Linked DNA regions of Homo sapiens: region 2 is linked to region 1. A link is an interaction called in ENCODE POLR2A ChIA-PET data of the cell type or tissue named here. Cell type or tissue: Panc1. All regions are shown on one strand.

Region 1 (8,000 bases):
GAACTGTTCAATGGGGGATGGGGACGTTGGGGTCTTCTGATCCCTGCAGGTTGCGGGTTATACCTGGGGATGTTAAATCCCCAGGCTGCCTGGCCCACTGCTTGCGTCCCTGGGAACTGCCTGCAGCTGTAGGTGAGCTGAACCCACAGTGGGCTGAAGGGCCATGGGTTGGGGCATTAACTGGGCCAGCTAGAGTTCCCAGTGCTAAACCTGAGCCCGCTCCTCCAGATGCTCATTTCTTCTTCCAGTGTGATTGATTACAGGGGCCATTCCCCGTGGGAAGCTCTCGCAGTCGCTCCTGGGGTGAGGGCTGACCCTCTGGCCCCGAGAAGGCACGTAGCAGGGGTGGACCTTGTATTTTTAACAACCAGGTGAGTAGCATGGGTGGCCAGGTGTAGATGACCTTTGAGTTTCCTTCAGAGTCTGAGCTTCAGGGTTTCACATTTCCCTACAAATAAAATGGGTCACCATGCATTGAGTGCAAACTCTGATAGGGAGCTAGTGAGAGGGCTGGAGTCTATCTGGGAGGCTCTGAAAACAGGAGAGTGACTCATTCAGTGCTAGAGAAGAGAGGGAGATGGTGGGAGGGGAGGAGAGGGGGAGAAAGGGAAAGACTAGAGAAGAGAGGGAGAGGGAGGGAGGGAAGGAGAGGGAGAGAAAGAGAAAGACTGACAATGGCCTGGAAGGTGGAAGGAAGCTGACAGTGAAGAGCTTTAAATGCCAGCCAAGTCTGAATTTCCATCTAGAGGTGATCCAGTGCTAACAAAGGCTTTCCCCCCGGCAATGGTGACAGAGACTGTCACTGCTAACTAAATGCCATATCCTGGCCCTGGGCATCCAGGTAGAGTCAGGTAATGTGTACTCCTTCTCTGAGGCAGTTAAGAGAGATGCTTGCTGTCTCTCTCTTGTCCACATGGCCTGAGACAAGGACTTGGAAATGGTGGAGGCAGCTTTGGAGAGGGCCTATGTGGGGGGCACCCACCTGGCACTGGACGGTGCTAGGAGAGAGAAGCAAACCCTGTATTAAGCCATTGTGATTTGGGGGGCATGTCTGCTATTGCAACATAGCCTATCCTAGCCTGACTGATAAAAGAAGGCGTTGTAAAAATAATAAGCATTGGCCTGTCACGGTAGCTCACGCCTGTAATCTCAGCGATTTGGGAGGCCAATGTGGGCAGATCACTTGAGCTCAAGAGTTCGAGACTAACCTGGGCAACACGGTGAAACCCTGTCTCTACAAAAAAAAAAAATTCACTGGGCATGGTGGTGAACACCTATGGCCCCAGCTACTCAGGAGGCTGAGGTGGGAAGATCACCTGAAACCGGGAGGTCGAGGCTGCAGTGAGCTGTGATTGTGCCACCGCGCTCCAGCCTGGGTAACAGAGTGAGACCCCATCCTAAAAAAAAAAAAAAAAAAAAAAAAAGGAAAAAACTAAAACAAAAAGCCCAATACGCTTGATGTAGCATTCACTGCATTTCTTCCTTACAACCTTCCTGTGGCATTAGCATTAGGATTCCAATGCTACTGACATGAAACAGGCAGAAAAAGGAGGGATTTACCGGAAGTCACCATGGCTGGCCTGTGACAGAGGGGGACTCAAGCCCAGCTCTCTTTGATTCTAAAGCCGTTTCACTTCACAGGATTCCTCAAAGTCTGTCGTGCATGCCACTGGCAGAAAACAAGAAAATTTTCAGTGATATGTGGATGAAAAAGCTAAATTTAATTAGTTTTGAATTTATTTGAATTTTATATTGAATGAGTGTTTATTGGAATAAATAAATAAACCGTACATCAAACCAGTGATTTCATGGCTATTATTTCTTATAAGGCAGAGAAATTTTTAAGAAGTGAGTTGGTTTAGAGTGAATTAAACAAAAAGATTAAATAAATACTGGTAAAGGCGTATATGGATACTGCCAAACAGCTGATGGTGGGCAAAGAGTGAAGGGGGCAGGCTGCCCCGGCTGATGTTGCATTTGTGTTAGCTAGGTCATTGCGAGATAACCAGGTTTGCTCTTTAGGGAAAGAGCTGATCCTGGGAGCACTGGGGAGGGAGTCCTGTGTGCTTCCCACTGAACCACACTGCCCAGGGGCCTCTCCGTGGATCACAGATGCTCTCTCTTGCATGAAACACTAACGGCTTTAAGTTTCTGGAAGCCCGAGGGATGTGAAAACAGGAGGAGGGAACAGCAGAGCCCTTCACAGCTGCCTGTTTGACTTGTGAGCAACCTTGCAGAAGGCCCCTTCGTGCATTTTTTTTTCCTTCTGGCTCATACCGGACACACTGTTCTCAATTTTGAGTCCTGGGGAAAAATGTTTCACATTTAAAAAACACAAATATTGATTTTCTTTCCTTAATGTATATGCTGAACTTTTAGATCTCCTCTCCACCACCGCCCCCAGGCCTTGCCCCTGTTATAGAATGCCAAAGCTGCCTTTTTTTTTTTTCTGGTGGTGTTCGGGGGGGGACCCATCTCTGTTCCTGAAAAGTTACCTGTAGTGTATTTCTGCAGCTCTGCTAATGAGCGGAGAAGTGACACAGAGAAGGCGCCTGTGTTCTTCCGAGGAGCCCATAGAACTGCCATTCAGAGGTGGAGCTGAAAGGGCTGTTTCATGGGCCAGCTGCTGCCCAGCTAACGGAGCCTTGTGCCCTGAGCCCTGGACACAGCCCTGGCCGTCAGGGGGGTTGGGGTGGGGGGAGCAGTTGGTGAGGAGACCCCAGCTCACGTTCTCCTCGTTCACCTCCAGCATGGCACGAGGACAGCATTGCGTTTCTCACCGCTGGTCACCGTGGATGGCCCTTGTGTGACCCTGGGTGGTTTATAGGGAAATGGAACAGGTTCGTAGTTAGTTTTCATTCATTCCTTCATTTGCTTACCAGAGATCCTGTGCCAGGCACCATGCTGGGTCCCAGGGATTCAGTGGTGACTGAGACGGGCAAGCCCCCTGCTCGGAGGGAGCTCACGTCCTTGGGGAGACAGGTAACACCTTAATTACACCATTTTGGGAAGGGAGAGGCACCACCATCATCACACCTTGCAGCATCTCTGGAGAAGAATTCGACTTCAAAGTTGTAGCAGAAAAAGGAATCAGCAGCTTCAAGTGGTTTTTGGAATTGGGGAGGGCAGTGAATTAGGCACACATGAAATATAAGGGGAAAAAGTCAGAAGGCAATGCTCTTAACCTCCTCCTTCTCTAACACTGGTGCAAAGGGGAGTGAGGCCTGAGCTTTAGGCTTGGCTCTGCCCCTAAACTGGCTGGTGGCTTCGGGTAAGTCAGTGAACCTCTCTGGGCCTCAGTTTCTCCATCTGACAAATGGGCCAAGAGACTCAAATCTGCTGACTTCACAGGTTTGTTGGGTGAGCAAATGAGATAGAGTGATAGAATGAGTAACTGCCATGTCAAGGGTGGAAGGGATTGTTATAATTATTGCTAAAGAGTGTGGTAGCGGTGAGTTGGGTCTGCTGCACCCAGCAGTCGCTTTTTGTCTGTACATTTCCTTTTATTGAGGTATAATTTACACAGAGTGAAGTGCATAGGTCCCAAGTCTTAGGATTCTGCCTCCTGGAGCAATGACAATCCTTTAACTCCATTTCCACTTCTGTCCCCCTCTTGCCCCTCACATGGGGCAGGCAGATCAAGAACGACCATTCCCACTGCACCATGGCAAGCTGAGGCTCAGAGAGGTTAAGTCACCAGCTCCAGGTCACACAGCCAGTTAGGAGCAGAAGTGGCTTTGAACCTGGATCTCTCAGGTAGCCAAGCCCATGCTCTTTCTGCTCTATCTCATGAACTACTTGACCCAAATGCAAAGAAGGGGATCGTTCCTGCTGATGTTACTTTGTTTAGAAGGCTTTATCTTTGCCTTCTCTGTGCTGGGCCTGATGCAGAGTTGAATCCACTGGCTGACAGGTGAGGTGGGCCAAGCAGGGACCCACAGGGGGAAGAGATGGGCAGGGAGAAGCCACCTACATCAAGCTACACTGAGACAGCAGCATGGCTGAGAGCCGGGCCTGGGGCTCTATCCTGGCAATAACACTTCTTAGCTGTGTAACTTCAGACAAGTTATTTTACCTCTCTGTTCTTTAACAGTAGCTGCTTTAAAAAGTTGTCAAGAGGATTAACTGAGAAACCTCATCTAACTCCTTTGCTCCTTGAATCAACCCTAGGAGGCGCTATTACCATCCCTAGTTTCCAGATGAGCAATCTGAGACATGAGAGGTGAAGTCACTTGCCCATGGTCACACAGGTGGTTTGCTGGTATAGCAAACCCAGGTAACCTGGCTCCCAAGTCTGTGCTCTTAACCATGGTCTCCACTGCCCTGCCCATACTAACAGTGAAGGTACATGTTAGCCCTAATTATGACCTTGAAAGATTCTACAAGGCAGAGAGTTAGTGAGAGGAAAGGATTCTGGGCAGATGGCCCTGCATGTGTGATGGCCTGGAGGCCTTCGAGGAGAATCCAGGGGTAGCTGGAGAGCAGGGCGTGTGCGGAGAGCAGGGCACAGTGAGGCTGGGGAAGGGGAAGTGAATTTAATGAGAAACTTGGGGTTGTGAGTGGGGGAAGGATTTGGGTGTGGGATGAAGGTGCAGGACAGGGCTGGGCCGGGCCATTGGACTCAGGTATGCCTAGGCTTGGGGTGGAGCTTCAAGGCAGCGCGGGCTCCAGCCCCTGGAAGAGCCACCCCCCACCCACCTGAGATTTCCCAAATTCCAGCTGCCGCTCTAGTTGCTTCTGCAAGCAAAGGAGCCCTTGTGGTCAGAGGGGCCTCTGAAGCCTGGGCCAGGCTCTCCCGCCCTCTCAGGGCACACACACCTCCATTCAGCCCAAGCCCCGCCCTTTGGGGGGGCTGGGGGCCAGGGCGGGCTGCCCCCACGTCAGTCGTCAGTTGGGGGCCACCTGACCCAAAGGCTGGGCGGGCAGTGGGGTTGATAAGACCTGGACCCCACTGGTCCCACAACCGTGCCGGCTGCTGCCCGTGCTGCCAGAACTATGAGGGTCCTCTCTGGCACTAGCCTCATGCTCTGCAGCCTGCTGCTGCTGCTCCAGGCCCTGTGCAGCCCTGGCCTCGCCCCCCAGTCCAGAGGTGAGGGGGCTTGCGTGAGATGGGGGCTACTGAGCTAGTGGGCCCTGACCCTCAGCACTGGGGGCTGGGTACCGATATGGCAGGGAGCACACGGGATCCAGGATGGGGAAGGGAGCAGGGCGGCAGTGGTGGGCAGTGGGCTGGTGCAGGAGCAGACAGGGACCATGGTGCTTATAAGGGTCAGGGCAGGGGTGCTCCTCAGCCCTCAGGGACCATGCATGAGGCAGGGACCTTGGTCTTCCAGGTCTCTGGGGAGCAGAAGCTACTCAGAGAGCTGGCTGACGTCTGGAGCTGCACCAAGCCCAGGGCTGAGCCCATGGCTCTTTGATGACAGCAGACCTGGGATGCCAAGAGCTCATGCCCCCTTTGCAGGTCCTTCCAGCCTTGGGCTCCCTGGGGGCAATAACACCCCCCAGAGTTTCAGGTTTGGGCACTGAGTCCTGGAATGCCCATTCTTCCTGTACAGATGGGGAAACTGAGGTCAGTGAGGGCCTAAGACCACACAGTGAGATAGCGCCAGAGCCTCTAGGTTATTGATCTACTGCTGTACGGTGTGGCCAATTCCCTTTCCCTCTTTGGGTCTCAGTTTACCCATTTGTAGCCTTAGCGAGTAGACAGCAGGGAGCCTGCTGCATGGTGATTTCTAAGGTCTCCTGAGGAACTCTGATGTCCAGAGCCCCAGTCTAGGGCACTGTGAGTTACTGTGACTTGGGGGTTGGGACGGCCCTGCACGTTTCCCCTTTCCTCTTTGGGATTGGCTCTGCTCAGTTCAGACTCCGCATGGGATGGGGAGGGAAGGGCCTTTGTAGTGAGACCTTCCTGACTGCAGGCCCAGGCCAGTGACAGTAGCCTTATTCTCTCCACTGGACATGTGAGATCACGGAGGCTCAGAAAGGTGCAATGATCTGCCCAGGGCCCCACAGAGTGGCTGAGCCAGGATTTGAACCCAGGCCTGAACTCACTCTGACCCTGCATACTTCCCAGCACAGGGTGCTGCCTTCTTGGGTCTCTGGAGGACATTGCTCCTCGGGGGTGTGTCTTGGTGTGCACCTGATCAGGCTGCCGAGGTGGCCACCAGGAATTCCTGCTCCTTTTCCCTGTCTTTGGCAACCCGCCAGCAGGCGCTGCCAGGCTGAGGGAAACTGGTTCCACTTTGGTGATTTGCTTTGATGCTCAGATGAAAGAGGCCATGTTGACGGGCACTGCTTTGGCTCTCAAGCCTGTGCCCATGCCTGGAGGGCCCATCCTTGGTGCCCTCCTGCCCAGCTAGAAGAAATAGCTGCCCTTGTTTCTGGCAGCAAGTCTGGGCTGAAACCTAAATGTGTTTTCAAGGCCGCAGGGTCCTTTGCCACCCCTGGAATACTCATTGCTTGCCTGGCCCCCTGCTGGCTCCTCAAAACATCCTGTAAGGAGGGATTGCTAGCTCACTGCTCAGATGAGGAAACTGAGGCTCAGAGAAGTGAAGCAAATGGCCCAAGGCCAGGCTTGGCCCTCTGTGTTCCCCATGGGCTGAGCAGGGGGCCTTTGGCAAGTTGCTTGCTGGTGTCTGCATGTTGATAAAAGGGCTCAGCTGCCCAGCTGAAGTTTGCAGCCTACTGGGCCCGAGGCCTCGCACCTGGATCTAAGAAGCCGCACTCTGTGTGTTCAGGCCCAGTCCCTGACCTGTGTCTCTGCTCTCTGCCTTACCCCTCCTGCCCCACTCCCAGGCCATCTCTGCCGGACGCGGCCCACAGACCTGGTGTTTGTTGTCGACAGCTCTCGCAGCGTTCGGCCTGTTGAATTTGAGAAAGTGAAGGTATTCCTGTCCCAGGTCATCGAGTCGCTGGACGTGGGGCCCAATGCCACCCGGGTGGGCATGGTCAACTATGCCAGCACCGTGAAGCAGGAGTTCTCGCTGCGGGCTCATGTCTCCAAGGCCGCACTGCTGCAGGCTGTGCGCCGTATCCAGCCGCTGTCCACAGGCACCATGACCGGCCTGGCCATCCAGTTCGCTATCACCAAAGCCTTCGGCGATGCAGAGGGTGGTCGTTCCAGGTCCCCTGACATCAGCAAGGTACGTGCACGCCACCCTGCTAGGATGCTGCTGTTTGGAGGCTCCCGCTCGGAGTTATGAGCTTTGCCTGCAGACACTTTGATTCCCATGATGCCCCGTGAGGTGGCCATTTCATAGCTGGGGAAACAGGGTCAGAGAGGGGCGGTCATTAGACAGAGGTCACCAGTTGCAAGTGACAGAGCTGGGATTTGAAGCCACCTTTACCCAACCTTTCCATCCTAGGAGCTTACAATCATTTCAGTTTAGTTGACCTTGGTTCCCGACCAGTCTGAGCCCCTTGAAGACATTGCAGACAGGCCAGATGCTTATGGGAGGAGTGAAGGTGTGGCCTCCGCCACCAGCCTGCCTGGGTTCACGCCCTGCTCCACCATACTAGCTGTGCCACCCCGAGCAAGTGACGTCATGTCACTGGTGCTCGGTTTCCTCACCTGTAAAATGGGAGTAATGATAACACCTTCTCCAAGTGCTGCTGAGGACTGAGTTCAAAAGCATAAGGCTTCCCATCATGGCATTTGATAATTTTTAATTTCATAATTCTCCGAGGGCAGGGGCTCAGAAATGGAAGGGCTGTGCTGCCACCTGTGCTGTCAGTGAGGGCTCCAGGCAGAGGGCTGAGCGTTTCCCAGGACTTGTATCCTCACTGTCATGTTCAGGGCTCAGCACAGAACCTGAGGCTAAGCCAGGTGTCCTCTGTTCCTGTGGCACCCCCACAGGCTCCAGCACTTCCCCACTGCAGCCTTCGTTAGCCCGAGTCGCCACTTCCCTGCTCAGGGCCCCAGCTCAGGGGAGGTTCTTTCTTATCCCTCCTCCATACCCCACTCTCTAGCACACAGTGGATAAATGAACATGATTCTGCTC
Region 2 (8,000 bases), 67 kb before region 1:
TTTGCCTCTCTGAGCCTGGGTTTCTTTCTCTGTAAAATGGGAATGTAATAGGACTCACTTCAAAAGAGTAGTGTGAGGATTAATAGTAGTAATGGGGCTCATGATGGCTGCCAGACTTGGAGGGTTTATCACATGCCTGATGCTGTGACCACACTGAATCATCCCAGCAGCGATATAAGGAGTTTATTGCTGCCATCCCCATTTAATGGAAGAGAAAACTGAGGTGCAAAGGGGTTAAATGGTTTGCTCAAGGTCTTCTACTAGTAAATAGTAGTGCCTGGATTCCAGCCCAGATCTATCTGACTCCAAAACCCAGAATGCTTAACCCAGGAGGGTTATTCAAGATACTTAACAATTGGCCTGGCCTGGGCCTCAAGCCATCAGAGTAGATGCCTGCCATAAATAAACACGTTGCATGTGCTCCCGGCCCCGTCTCATCCATGACACACTCGAGTGTGTTAAATGGGATTAATCCAGGAAATCAGATTACAGATGTCAAGCAGCTTGGAGAACCATGAAGCACTCCACAAGCGCTGGTTTCTATTTCTTCTCACATTGTGGGACTGGATAACTGGCCTGGGAACCAGGAAACCTGGGTTTACGTCCTGGCTCTGCCATTAACTTGCTGGAAAGCATTGGAAGAAAGTTTCCAGAGTCAAACATTAACAAGGCCAAACCTGCTAAAGAGAGGGTGCTCCGTTAGTTCCTGCCGTTCAGGCCCCTCCATGTGCTAATTACAAACAGCTCATAAGCCAGGCCTTCGGCTGGACCAGGTTGTTAGAGCATTCAATTAAGGAACGGCATGTTAGAGCTTCTAAGAAACATGCTAAAATATATCGTATGTATTCTATGTGTACAACTTGCCCTACTTAAAGCACAAAACCTGGTGAGTTTTGACACCTGCGAAAGTGTCCCACAATCAGTGTACTACCATTTCCATATCTCCCCACTTCTTCTCATTCCCTTTAGCGGTCCATCCCTTCCCCTACTCCCATTCCCAGGCCAGCATTGATCTGTTTTCTTGCCCTCTAGATCGCTTTTCCTTTTCTAGGGGTTTCTATAATTGAAAGCACAGAGTATTAGACTTCTGTCTAGCTCTCTTCATTCAGTGAACTCTTTCCTGAGATTTAGCCCTGTTTCTTGAGATGTATCCCTGTTGCTGGGTGTTCCTTTTTATTGCTGAGTAGTACTCTGCTGCATGGATATATCACAATTTGTTTTTCCATTCACCTGTGGATGGACATTTGGGTTGTTTTCAATTTTTGACTATTATAAGCAAGTGGCGACAAACATTAATGTGCGTGTGCCTTTGGGGGCATGTTCTTGTTTCTCTTGGGTAAATACTCAGCAGTGGAAGGGCTGGGTGGGGCAGACTGCTTTCCAGGGTGGCCGTGCATTCCCACTGGTGTGTGTGAAAGTCGCTGTTGCTCCACATCCTCACCAACACTTGGCATGGCCGGCCTTTTTCATTTTGACCATTCTAGGGGGTGTGTAGTGCTATGCAGTGTGGCTCACACTGCAGTGTGGAAGAACAAATGGTTTCTGATGGTCTGTGATGTGCTGGGAGGAGCTGATCTGAACAATGAAGAGGGTAACTATTGGAGGAGTGGGTGCTGGTTTATTTTATGAGGCACCAGAAGGCAGAACTAGGGCCAATTAGTGGTACCCATAGGGATTTCAGAAACAGCTTTCTATCTGTCAGGACTGTCCAATGACGGAATGAATTTTCTTACGGAGTAGTGAGCTCACCATTGCTGGGAGTGGTCAAGCCCTTGAGTAGCTGGTGAGACTTGTGGGGTTGGATTAGATTTCTAACGAGGTTCCTCCAGGCCTGCCTATTTTGGCTTCTGTGGTTCTAGGAATCATCAGGTGATAAAAGCCTCGTTACCAGAGTAAGCATTAATATCCAAGTCTTGCTGGCTCCGCCCCCCACCTACGCCTGTGGGAACTCCAGCTCCTGGGTTCATTCTTCTCTCCTCTCAAGAGTGTGGGTGAATCCCCACCCCCTCCCACCGCTGCTGCTGCCTCCAGCGTCTCCATCGGGGTCCTGCCCCAGCGGGGTCCTGCCTCCCAGGGCCCCCATGCTCTCAGTCCTCTGCCACTTCGGGAGCTCACTGCTTGCCAGGGAGAGAGGGGAAGGGCGCTCCTTGAGGATGGGTCCCCTGGCAGGGCGGCGTGGACCGTCTTCAAAGCAGCTCTCTCTGCCCACACTCAGCCTACCCACCCAGGATTGTTGCTGCTGCTGAGGTGGCCGGGCTGGAGCGGGTCCTGGTACCAGGTGTCAAGATGTGTCCAGAACCAAGACCCCCTCCAACCGGGGGCCCCTGCCACTGAATCTCGCTTGCGACCTGCTCTCCGCTTTCTCTTACGGAGCCTTTCCTCCTCAGCTCCTGGCAGTCTTGCCTGGTTTCCATTGGGCACCTGCCCCAAGTCAGTCAGTCACATCATACATGTGTCTGAACCCCAGCCATGGCGAGGTGCAAGTGCCTGTTGCCCCGTGGCCATCCTGTGACCAGGAGGACGGTTGCACATGGAGGCTGGATGCTGAGTGTCACCCAGCCCTCATACTGCATGCATCCAGATCTCAGATCTGGCAGGTCCTCTATGACCCAGCAGAAGTAATCAAAGGCAATTTCTTTTAAAAGGAAGACTTTCTTTGGGACTATGTTTACCCTACTTGATTCTTTTATTTAAAAATAGGTAGGCTGGGTGCAGTGGCTCACACCTGTAATCCCAGCACTTTGGGAGGCCGAGGTGGGTGGATTACTTGAGGCCAAGAGTTCAAGACCATCCAGGGCAATATGGCAAAACCCAGTCTCTATTAAAAATACAAAAATTAGGTGAGCATGGTGGCGCATGCCTGTAATCCCAGTTACTCAGGAGGCTGAGGCAGGAGAATCACTTGAACCCAGAAGGTGGAGGTTGCAGTGAGCCAAGATAGTGCCACTGTACTCCAGCCTGGGTGACAGAGTAAGACTCTGTCTCAAAAAAAATAAAAAAAAAATAAAAAAGTGTAGAGCATATCCACTTTTGAAACCAGTTTTGTAGAATGAGTGTTTTCCGTGTATGTTAGCTAGCCTCTAACATGGCTCCCAGTGGTCCCTTCTCCTGGGATTCGTGCCCGTGTCATCCCTTCCAACACTGTACCAGGGTGCGTCTGTGTGAAGGATAAAATACGGGAGTACTGATGGGGCGTCACTTCTGAGATCAGGTTGTGAGAGATGCTGCAGCTTCCGTCTTGGTAGTTTTCTCTCTCTTTTAGGTCATTTGCACTGGAGGGCCAGCTGTCCTGTCCTGAGCAGCCTTACAGAGAGGCCTGTGGGGCAAGAAACTTAGGTCTCACCCCAATAACCAACAAGAAACCGAAGCCTGCTGCCCACAGCCCTGTGAGGAGCTTGACGGCAGAGTCCCCAGCCCAGTTGAGCTTTCCAAAGATGGAAGCCCTGGCTGACGTGTTGGTTGCAGCCTCACAAGAGACTCTGAGTCACAGCCACCCAGAAAAACTTCTCAATTCCTCTGTGACATAATGAATGCTGTAATTTTAAACACTGAGCATGGGGCTAATTTGTTATGCAGCAATAGATAACTAATACACCCTGCGATAATGTACTAGGATTTGGGACATCAGTCATTTCCTCCTGCTTTACCCCACCCCAAACTACCGGGAGCCTGCTGTGCTATGGGGAGCCCTCCTGGTCCAGCACAGCTGATAGGACCAGGGGAGTCACTTGACCAAAGCCAAGACAATTCAGTTGTCCCTTCTAGAAATTCTTTCTTTCTCCTTTCTCCCTTCCTCCTTCCTTCCCTCTCTTCCTCCTCCCCTCCCTCTCTTCCTTTTTCCCTCCCTTCCTTCTTCCCTCCCTCCTTCCTTCTTCCCTCTCTTCCTTCTCCCCTCCCTCTGTTCCCCCTCCCCTCTTTCTCTTCCTCCTCTCCTCTTTCTTTTCCTCTTCCCCTCTTTCTCTTCCTCCTTACTTCTCTCTCTTCCTCCTTCCCTGTCTCCCTTCCTCCTTCCTTCTCTCCCTCCCTCCTTCCCTGTCTTCCTCCTTCCCTCTCTTTGTCCTTCCTTCCCTCTCTTCCTCCTTCCCTCCCTGGTTTCTTTCTTCTCTCTCTCTCTTCCTCCTTCCCTCCCTGTTTTCTTTCTTCTCTCTCTCTCTTCCTCCTTCCCTTTTCCCTTCATCCATCCCTCTCTCTCTTCCTCCTTCCCTCCCTCTCTTCCTCCTTCTCTCCTTCTTTTCCTTCTCCTCTCCCTCTCTTCCTCCTCCCCTCCCTCTCTTTCTCTTCCTCCTTCCTTCCCTCTTTTCCTCCTTCCCTCCCTTTCTTTCTGCCTCCCTCTTTTTCTTGCTTTATCCCTCTCTCATTTTCTTTCAGCAGGAAGAGAAGATGGAATCAAATAGCTGTGAGGTTGAGCTAGAGTAGTGGGTAAGCTCTGGAGATAAGGCAGCCAGGCTGGCCTGCAGAGAGAGAGAACATTGCAGCCAGAGAGAAGCAGGAGGGATTTAGTGTGGTTGAGGAGACACACGCTGCTGAGGAGCTGGTGGTTTTGTGTGTCTCGATGGTGCTTCCGGCCGTGGAACTCTGGGGCATTCCTCTGATGCTAAAAATCATTCTTTTGACTGGGGCTCTCATAAGCTTCTGCTTTTTCCCATCAAATGATCGTCAGACAGTAGTTTTTGAAGGCCACATTTTTGAATAGACACAGAATGTCCCATAGAGTGGAGCTGCCTGAGTTTGCATCACCATTTCAGGTTATGCTTGGACATCACCTCATTGAACACTTGGGTAAGCTTCAATTTCTCTCTGTTATAAACAATGCCCCGATGAGCATCTTTGGCACTCACAGCTTTTTTCACATCTCCAGTTACATCTCTAAGAGGCCTTTCCAGAGGTGGGAGGAGTGTGTGCCATTTTAGACAGTAAAAGTACCCTGCTAGATGACTGGCCAGGCGCGGTGGCTCATGCCTTTAATCCCAGCACTTTGGGAGGCTGAAGTGGGCAGATCACCTGAGGTCAGAAGTTCGAGACCAACCTGACCAACATGCTGAAACCCCATCTCTACTAAAAATACAAAAAATTAGCCGGGCGTGACTGCACATGCCTGTAATCCCAGCTACTCAGGAGGCTGAGGCAGGAGAATTTCTTGAACCCGGGAGGTGGAGGTTGTGGTGAGCTGAGATGGCGCCATTGTACTCCAGCCTGGAAAACAAGAGCAAAACTCTGCCTCAAAAAAAAAAAAAAAAAAAAGTACCCTGCTGATGACTTTCCAAAATAATGGCCTGACACGCCCACCAGCAGTAGCAGGCATCACTCACCTCACTGGCCCTCACTGGCGTCAGGTCTCTCTCACTGGGGTTGGGGGGTGTATTCTCCTGCTGTTTGTCAGGCTGCTGTGAACTTGACCCTCTGCTACATGCTTGGGGATCAGGGGTCACCCAGTTTGCGCAGCAGCCATGCAGTGCCAGGTCTCTGGGGTCCGAACAAGTCAGCAAAGATGTATGTCATGATGGTTAGAATGAAGTGGATTCTAAACACCACTTAAGAATACATTAATAATGGTGTTGGTGTGTTATTCATCTTGAAGAAGTGACAGATGTTTCCCTCAGCAAAATGCTGACGTGGGAAAATGAGTTGGGAGTTAGGAGATTGATGAGTTTCTTCCAAGGGGCTCATTGCCTCTCGCCTGGACAACCTCCTTCCCGGTCCCCTGCCTCTGGCTCCAGCCTCCATCCACGCTAGTGTCTAGTTTGTCTTCCTGAGGGAGTCTGGGGACGTGGGATAGGTGCTGGGTTTGGAGTTGGGTGGTGGAGATCTGGTCTGGGTTCTATCCCTAAGCTCCTAGGTGTGGGGACATCAGCTTTTGTTACCCCCATTCTTGGGCCAGCAAATCCAATTTTCCTTTGGGGTCCCACCCTCTTCTCAGTCCTGGGGTGCCATGTGGGGCTGACACTGCCCCCGCCGCCTCACCCCCACTCCAGGAGTAGACACATTATCCCCAGACGTGGCCACTGAGAGTCCTGCAGACCTGTGGCAAGTGTTTGTCAGAGGGGAAGCATGTGTCCCAAGGTAAGCCTGGATCCAACCGCACCTGAAGTTCACTCTTCAACATCCTGGTCATGCTTGCAGAGTCCCTCGTCCTTTCAAAAAAGCCAGTCTGAATCAGGTGCTTGTCACTTGCAAACAAGAGTTGCCTCTGAAGACACAGCAGGACCTTGAATAAGTCCTTTGTCTTTGGTGGGCCTCAGTTGCCCTGTCTGGAAAATGAAGGGTTGGATTCTCTGAGGTTCTTCCAGCTCTGGAGGTTCACAGCCCCCATCTGGGCCATGTGACTTACACATCGAGGGGGGCCACAGGTGGACAGGCTGACTCTAGTGGAGACTCAGTTGCTCTGTGGCCTTGCCAGGAGAAAGCTCGGCGGGCATGCTCTCCCCAGACCTCCAAAATGCTGCCTTGGAAAGGAAGCAGTGGCTTAGCAGGCACCCCCTGGGGGTAGGGGAGGATCCGGGGGCATATTGGGGTTCCATCCTGTGACCAGCAGTGATAGGTGCTGCCCCTTCTCTGCATCTCTCAATGGCTCCCAAGTACCTTCAAGATTAAGTCTTATCCCTTTAGATGGGGAAAGAGCAAGACTTCTCACAGGGCTTAATAAATATTCAATGAATGAATGAATGGAAGAACAAGCACATTCCCTTCATGACCAGGCTCCCTGGCTGACTCCGCAGCCCTAAACTCCCCAGCCCTAGACCCTCCTCCTTCTGCTCTGCACAGCAGCACTCCCTGCCTTCTTGGACACGCTATGTCCTTTTGTGCCTTGGCCTTGTACATGCTGTTCCCTCTGCTTGGAACATCTCCTCCCACCACCTGCCTGGCAGACTCACGTAGCCTTCAACACTCAGCTCAGCGCATTCATCCGCTGACTCAGCCAACATTTCTGGAGCCCCTCCTGTGTGCCAGGCATGATCTATGTGCTGGCATTGAACAAAAAAGGTATAGTCCCCCTTCTCAGGGAGCTGCCTGCTTGTGGGGAGGCCACCAGCTGGGGATGCATGAGCTGAAGGACATTAAGCTGGGGGAAGAGATGGGGAGTATTGTGAGGAGCACTTTTTGGGGTTCTCTGATCCAGTGATATTTTGAGGTGAGGGAGTGGGCCTCGCAGGTCTGGCCCAGGCAGAGGTAACAGCAAACGCGCAGGCCCTGAGCTGGGAGCCAGCTTGGAATGTTTGAGAACCGGCAATGAGATCCCAGCGGTTGGAGTGAGGGGCGAAGGGCAGGGGAAGAGGTTCAAGAGGTCACAGCCGAGGGCTGGGGGGCAGCTGCACACTTGCTGGCCTTTTACCCTGAGTTGGGGGTCACTGGGGAGGGCAGGACGGGAGCGTTTTGAAGCAGGGACAAGGGCAGAAGTTGGGAGGTTGAGGTGGCAGCAACAGGAGCCATGGAAGTGGTCGGATCCTGGGTCTGCAGGCGTGGGGTGTCGGAGAGACAGGGTCGAGGATAAGCAAGGGGGCATCATCACCCACAGAGTTGGGGGTGCCGTGAAAGCAGGTCTGGGGCAGGGGCCGCCAGGGCTGGGTTTGGGCCTGTGGATTTCGAGATGCCGTCACTCAGCTGCGTGAACTCCTGGAAGTGAGCATGGACACAGGAGTCCCGTGCTCTGGGGAAAGGCTGGGGCTGGAGGTGTGGGTCAGGGAGAGAGAAGGTGGTGGAAGCCAGAGACTGCGTGGGTCACGTAAGGAGGGAGTGAGGGTGGGGCACAGGACCAGAGCCTCCCAGGAGGTCAGGGAGGCCAGGAGGCACCGGCAGAGGAGCCAGGAAGCAGGAGGAAAACCAGAGCGAAGCTGCTGAGGACTGGAGAGGAGACCCAGCCTCCCTGTGTTAGGTGCTGCCGCCGCCTACACCCAGAGGCACTTGGCTATTTGGTCCTGCCACAGGCAGGCCATGGGTGATCCTGAGAAGACATATGAGGATGAAAGCCCAGTTGAAGCAGAGAGGGAAGTGGGGGACTGGAG

The links. ChIA-PET counts read pairs that join two places held together with the same protein. Peaks named below come from ENCODE experiments on the same cell type or tissue, not always from the same donor. Only the 100,000 strongest peaks of a DNase experiment are listed, where the experiment ranks them.
Region 2: POLR2A ChIA-PET joins it to region 1 with 17 read pairs; 20 of 35 experiments call an interaction of 5 or more read pairs at or near these places.

What each region holds. Positions count from the first base shown.
Region 1 is chr1:30,720,547-30,728,546 of GRCh38, reverse strand. MATN1 (matrilin 1) reads left to right here and starts at 4,962. Exons shown (of 8, transcript NM_002379.3): 1 at 4,962-5,089; 2 at 6,796-7,142. The coding sequence starts at 4,996. MATN1-AS1 (MATN1 antisense RNA 1) reads right to left here. Exons shown (of 4, transcript NR_034182.1): 2 at 6,825-7,259; 3 at 2,496-2,812; 4 at 1,801-2,304. In Panc1, no CTCF peak of the experiment used is centred here; no DNase peak of the experiment used is centred here.
Region 2 is chr1:30,787,603-30,795,602 of GRCh38, reverse strand. No RefSeq gene overlaps it. Among named protein-coding and RNA genes, the nearest start is that of LINC01778, 33 kb to the left of the region's middle. RefSeq lists an enhancer at 7,220-7,732. In Panc1, no CTCF peak of the experiment used is centred here; no DNase peak of the experiment used is centred here; H3K27me3 peaks cover 608 bases.